2 separate regions of the Homo sapiens genome follow, and region 2 is linked to region 1. A link is a contact called in ENCODE Hi-C or POLR2A ChIA-PET data. All regions are on one chromosome and are shown on one strand. The core of a region is the stretch at or near the end of the contact, and the rest is flanking DNA. Distances in the headings are between cores, read along the strand shown.

Region 1 (2,775 bases), core at 272-2,771:
AATTCAAATAGGAGTAGAAACTCAAAACAGTTTGTAGGAAGGTAAGTATTTCAATTAAAAAACAAAGGAAAAATTCAAAAAGAATTACAGAAATGATCCTGTACTTTTTTAGGACTGAAATTCACTGCTATTAGAACGCATTATTCTAAGCACGAACATTCTGGTAATAAACAGTGGTGGCGCCCAGGGGCAACTCCATCAGCCTCTCTGAAAGCTACCCTAAAGAACTGTGAAACTGCGTCTGCTATGCAAATACAGCTTCAAGACAAATGCTTTAACTTTCCACCCCCTTCCATTCCGGTTGCAGCCCCCTAAGCCCTTTCTATACAGAGATTCTGGAACTGTCACAACCCTTTCTGATGAAACGACCTCCCCCCACTCTACAATAAAAAGTCAGTAATGGGCACTGAGCAGTTGCTTAGCATTTCATAATACAAATCTCTCCTATCAAACGTTAAGTTTGGAAGGAAAGGAAGAAAGAAAGTACAGGATCAGGAGGCAGCTTTACCCTGTTGACACCTTATCAGAGCTCTAAAGGCTCTGGTCCAGCAGTTCTCAAATTTCAGAGGTTCTTAGACTCTCAACTCCACTCAGTGACTGGGATTCACTAGTTCTGCTGTGAATGAATTTTAAACAAAGCAGTTAATCTGGATGCAGGTGGTCCTCAAGCCACAGTTTCAGAAAAACAGTCTCTTACCTCTCAGATGATATCTAAAAAGAGTTTTCTCTCACTCCGAGGAAAACGGATATAATAGTTCATGAAATTTACATAAGTTTCTTCTGGGCCAGGCAAATATCCTCGAATAATTATTTCTTCTTTAGCGTAGTAAGAATGGCTGAGTGCGATAGTAAGAATGACTGTGTACATATCTCAGAGGTCGCATGTGGCACTCGAGGTAACAATAACAGCACCATCTTCACTTTATCCCTCTGTCTCGCGGAGATGTGCAGGCGTGGCCCCCAAGCCCATTCCAGACGACACGTTTCCTTAGGCCTGCAAAATATTATGGGAAAATGTACTTGTCAACATTTAAAGGTGGAGAGATTGCATGTAAAACCTGGACTGCCAGCTTCTGCGGAAAAATGAGGTAAGTCTGGCAACCCTGGCGCCTGCTCCAGCCCGGAATCGTCTGCTCTCTTATCTCCCTCCGTTCACTGAACTGCAGACCTCTGGTTGCCAGACGTCCCCTCGGAACAAAACACATACTCCACTCAGGCTAAGGGCTCCGCTGTTGGGTTGGGAAGATCACGCCAGACCCTCTCCTTCCCTTCCTGGAAGACCCGAATCCCGAGAGGAGGGTCGGAGGTGACGCGCAGGTCGACCCCCAAGGGAACCCACCCATTAGCCTCCGCACAGCCCGCTCCTCTCACCTTCCGAGAAGGGACTCTCCTCCTCCCCTTGAGCGGAGCCGATTGCGGTTGGAGAAACCCGCTCCGACGCCCCTAACTCACTGTGGCCAGAGCACCCACGGCCGGCAACGCAGAACACGGGTAACTTGCCTACACAGCGCGCGAAAGGCTGACCTTTCAATTTGCGCGGGTTCCTTGCGGCCCCGCCCAGAGGATGTGACGTCAACGCGTATCCCGCAACCCGGTTCCGCCTCCTGCGGCTTCCAACTCATAGGGTTGCGTCCTGAGCTCTCCGTCTCGCTGGGTAGACAGCGGCTCACTGCCATACGACTGCAGCCGCTGCTGCCGGCCCGAACTCCGTGCGGCTTCTTGAGGGCGCGAGTGGCACTGGCGCTGATGGCCGATGGTGAGCACCGCCTCGGAAGTTGGGAGTGTTTACACCCGCCGGGGCTGCTGGGCGTTGTAGTTCCCTCCTGGCTGCAGCCCCAGTTCTGGAGGCTGATGTTGAAAGAGCGCCGTCGCGCGTTGATGTTGAGGCTTTTCAAACCTGAAAAAGTTGCTCAGTCCCCCTCGGCGTCATCAGTCCCATCCTAATTCCTTCATTCTCTTTAAAACGCCCGGTTGCCTCTACAAATCGAAATTGAATTCAGTTCACGCTGGGTTCTTTTCCCCATTGCAGTAGTAGTAGTGATTAAAATCTGCCCCTACCATTTTACCTAGAACCCAGCTTCGTTTATTTTTGACATAAGTCGGGGAAAAATTAGCTATATAACAAGACCTTGAAAATGGGCCTTAGAGACAAAGACTTTAGAGGCATTTTGGACTTTCATGGTCACTTGTGGCTAGGTTTCCAATCCTCATAACACCCCAGACCTCGTCGCTGTCCTCTTAGGGATATTGTAATTTAAAAAATTGGAAGAAACCTTAGGCCAGACCACAAAGTAATGTTCTGGGCTCAAAGATCAATAGGAATGATAATGCAGACTCAATTCAAGGAATTGAAGGGGAAGAAGTGAGCACATTGTTAAACATGCTCCCCATTTGATTACGTTCTTTACATCTTTTCCTCTTTTAAAGTCTTTTTATGATCACTCTAACATCTATCATGCCAATTTTAAAGGCATCTATGATGCCTTAAATTTGTTACTAAAATTGTTGAAAAGGTGCCACATTTGGGGAATGTGTTTGGAAAAGCTGTGTTGCTTTCTCCCTGGTTCTGGTCTTTAGAGCTGGGACTAGGAGAGATGAGAAAAGTTATCTTCCCTCCCTCTTCCAAAGGCTATGGTAGACCTAACCCTAAACTAGCTTGGAGTGGACTCTTGGAGAAAGTGGGGGACAATTTCAAACTGCAGTAGATTAAAGAGGAACTTCGATGTGGGCAGCATGTGTTTGTAGAGAAGCCTTCTTACACTCATTGGACTATCC
Region 2 (2,746 bases), core at 95-2,594, 150 kb before region 1:
GCCTAGCCAACATGGCGAAACCCCCTCTCTACTAAAAACACACAAATTAGCCAGGCATGGTGTCATGTGCCTGTAATCCCAGCTACTCGGGAGAAATCGCTTGAACTCAGGAGGCAGAGATTGCAGTGAGCTGAGATCGTGCCACTACATTCCAGCCTGGGCAACAGAGCAAGACTCTGTTTCAAACAAGCAAAAAAACAACAAACACAACTTGGGGCTTGCAATCGGCATTGAAAGTGGGGGACAGTCTTGTGGGACAGAGCCCTCAGCCCGATCTGATGCTGTCTCCAGGTAGACAGTGTCAGAGTTGGATTGGAGGACACCTAGCTGGTGTCCACTGTAGAAGTGATTGCTCGGTGTATGGGGAACCCCCACCCACCCACACACACACACACACATCTAGTGTCAAAAGTGATCTGTGTTGTGAGAATATAGGAGAAATGGAGTTTGGTTTCCCCTATGTATGACCAGAGACCCAGTTTCTTAACTCTAAAAGCAAGATCTTGGGGACAATTGTCCTTCCTTCCTTCTTTTATCCCAGAGAAAACTAAGTGACAGAATATACTGGAGTGTAGTACTTGGACTTCCTTGTAACAACTCTGGGTTTTTTTTGTTTTGTTTTGTTTTGTTTTGAGATGAAGTTTCGCTCTTGTTGCCGAGGCTGGAGTGCAATGGTGTGACCTGAGCTCACTACAACCTCCGCATCCTGGGTTCAAGCGATTCTCTTGCCTCAGCCTCCTGAGTAGGTGGGATTACAGGTGCCAGCCACCACGTCCGGCTAATTTTTGTATTTTTAGTAGAGATGGGGTTTCAGCATGTTGGCCAGGTGATCCACCCGCCTCGGCCTCCCACGTGCTGGGATTACAGGCGTGGGCCACTGCACCCAGTGTACAGCTCTAGGTTTTAATCCATACCGCTTCTCTTACTTGCTGTGTGCCCTCGAGCAAATCACTTCACCTTTCTTAGTATAGGTTTCCTTCTGTGATAAAGGGCATGGACCATTGTGAGAACTACACAGCACACTTCAGGCTGAGGTGGATCCAGCTTGGACCCCCCCTTGCTACTGAAGGGCAAAAACATCCCAGCACAAGGCAGTTTTACCTCTCCACAGTCCGCTGCCCAGCCAATGATTTTATTACAAACCCTAATTTCTTTTGCAAAGAAACATCTTGAACTGGTCATGAACAAAGTGGCTTTCTCTGACCAGCAAGCAGGTGGCGATTCCATTTCCATCAGAACTGACCTCCTGCTGCCCAGGGAGGGGGAGTGGGGAGAGGGGAGGGAGAGGAGAGGCCTGATGTCACTCAGCCCTACATAAGGGCCTCCTTCAGGCTCCTGCAGGCAGTTTGGAAGCAGCTGGAGGAATGAGTTAGGTTCCCGGTTGCGGGACAGTTTTTTTTTCTTTTTTAAAACAGACACAGCTACTGAGTGCAATGCCGCCTCCACAGAAAATCCCAAGCGTCAGACCCTTCAAGCAGAGGAAAAGCTTGGGTAAATTTCTTGGGGTAGCTTTCTGGGTTATCTAAAGAGAGGAGCGGATCTGGCCTTCTCTTGATCTTTGCTTCTTTTCTTGATCTTTGCTTCTTCTCTTGTGCTTGAAATATTCACAGCAATCAGACAAGAGGAAGTTGCTGGAATCCGGGCAAAGTTCCCCAACAAAATCCCGGTAAGACACCACTGGACTTCCGCTGGGGGGCGTGGGGGTGGGGTTCCGATCCTGTTCTCTGAAAAACCAAGAGCAGCCAACAGCTTCCCTCTGTCTGTTCCAAGTTCCTAACACTCACGCTGAGTCACATTCTTAAGGACTGACACTCTTGACAGGTGGTAGTGGAGCGCTACCCCAGGGAGACGTTCCTGCCCCCGCTGGACAAAACCAAGTTCCTGGTCCCGCAGGAGCTGACCATGACCCAGTTCCTCAGCATCATCCGGTAGGTGGCGCAGAGCGTGCCCCGGAGGAAGGTGCGCTGGGTGCGCCGGGGCTGTTGGGCTTTCTTCGTTTGGCAGTTTTATTTTGGGGATGGGGGCACGTCAGGGGAAGAGAGGAAAGAGATTTTTTTGAAGTCACCTTTTAGATTCACTAGTACCCTGAAAAGATGCTCTTAGAATTACTCTATTTTAAACCCCGGGCGGAGTGGCTCATGCCTGTAATCCCAGCACTCTGGGAGGCTGAGGCAGGTGGATCGCAGAGGTCAGGAGTTTGAGACCAGCCTGGCCAACGTGGTGAAACCCTGTCTCTACTAAAAATACAAAAATTAGCTAGGCGTGGTGGCGGGTGCCTGTAATCCTAGCTACTTGGGAGGCTGAGGCAGGAGAATCGCTTGAACCTGGGAGGCGGAGGTTACAGTGAGCCGAGACTGTTCCACTGCACTCCTGGGCAACAAGAGTGAAACTCTGTCTCAAAAAAAAAAAAAAAAAAAAAAGAATTACTCTATTTTAAACAGGTAAGGAGAATCCCTCAGACAACGACAACAACAAAAAAGACCTGCCAACATTTCTAAGAATTTCCTAAAGTAGTTAGTCTTGGCTCTCAAGCTAGGCCGGGAGATCCTTTCTTTCAGATCTTGTGTGAAACCGAGTCTGCGCGTCCGTTGCAGAGACCAGCACCTTTTCCAAGTGTATGTGTGCCTAGGGGTGGGGACTTCTCCCCAAAGGAAACGTTCCCTGCTCAGAACACTGAGAGAGAAAAGCATCCCCCAAACACACTCCTCCCTTGGTTAAGCCAGAGGTACAGCAAAGAACAGGCAGC

The links. A loop is a pair of places that touch in the nucleus more often than their neighbours do. ChIA-PET counts read pairs that join two places held with the same protein, here RNA polymerase II (POLR2A). Pooled maps may share reads with other maps.
Region 2: a map of endothelial cell of umbilical vein shows a loop between it and region 1 (15-fold over the local background). The contact joins the promoter of MAP1LC3C here to the promoter of EXO1 in region 1. A Hi-C loop is called at or near these places in 9 of 168 maps with a recorded cell type or tissue (CD8-positive, alpha-beta T cell, GM12878, MCF 10A and 5 more), 18 of 37 single-sample maps with no recorded cell type and 29 of 50 pooled maps. POLR2A ChIA-PET finds 5 or more read pairs at or near these places in 6 of 52 experiments (HEK293, HEK293T, K562 and 3 more).

Annotation. Positions count from the first base shown.
Region 1 is chr1:241,846,950-241,849,724 of GRCh38, reverse strand. It overlaps EXO1 (exonuclease 1), which reads right to left and starts at 1,521. Exons shown (of 16, transcript NM_130398.4): 1 at 1,372-1,521; 2 at 698-994; 3 at 509-613. RefSeq lists an enhancer at 1,486-1,825.
Region 2 is chr1:241,997,696-242,000,441 of GRCh38, reverse strand. MAP1LC3C (microtubule associated protein 1 light chain 3 gamma) reads left to right here and starts at 1,344. Exons shown (of 4, transcript NM_001004343.3): 1 at 1,344-1,491; 2 at 1,611-1,666; 3 at 1,822-1,928. The coding sequence starts at 1,434. RefSeq lists an enhancer at 834-1,359.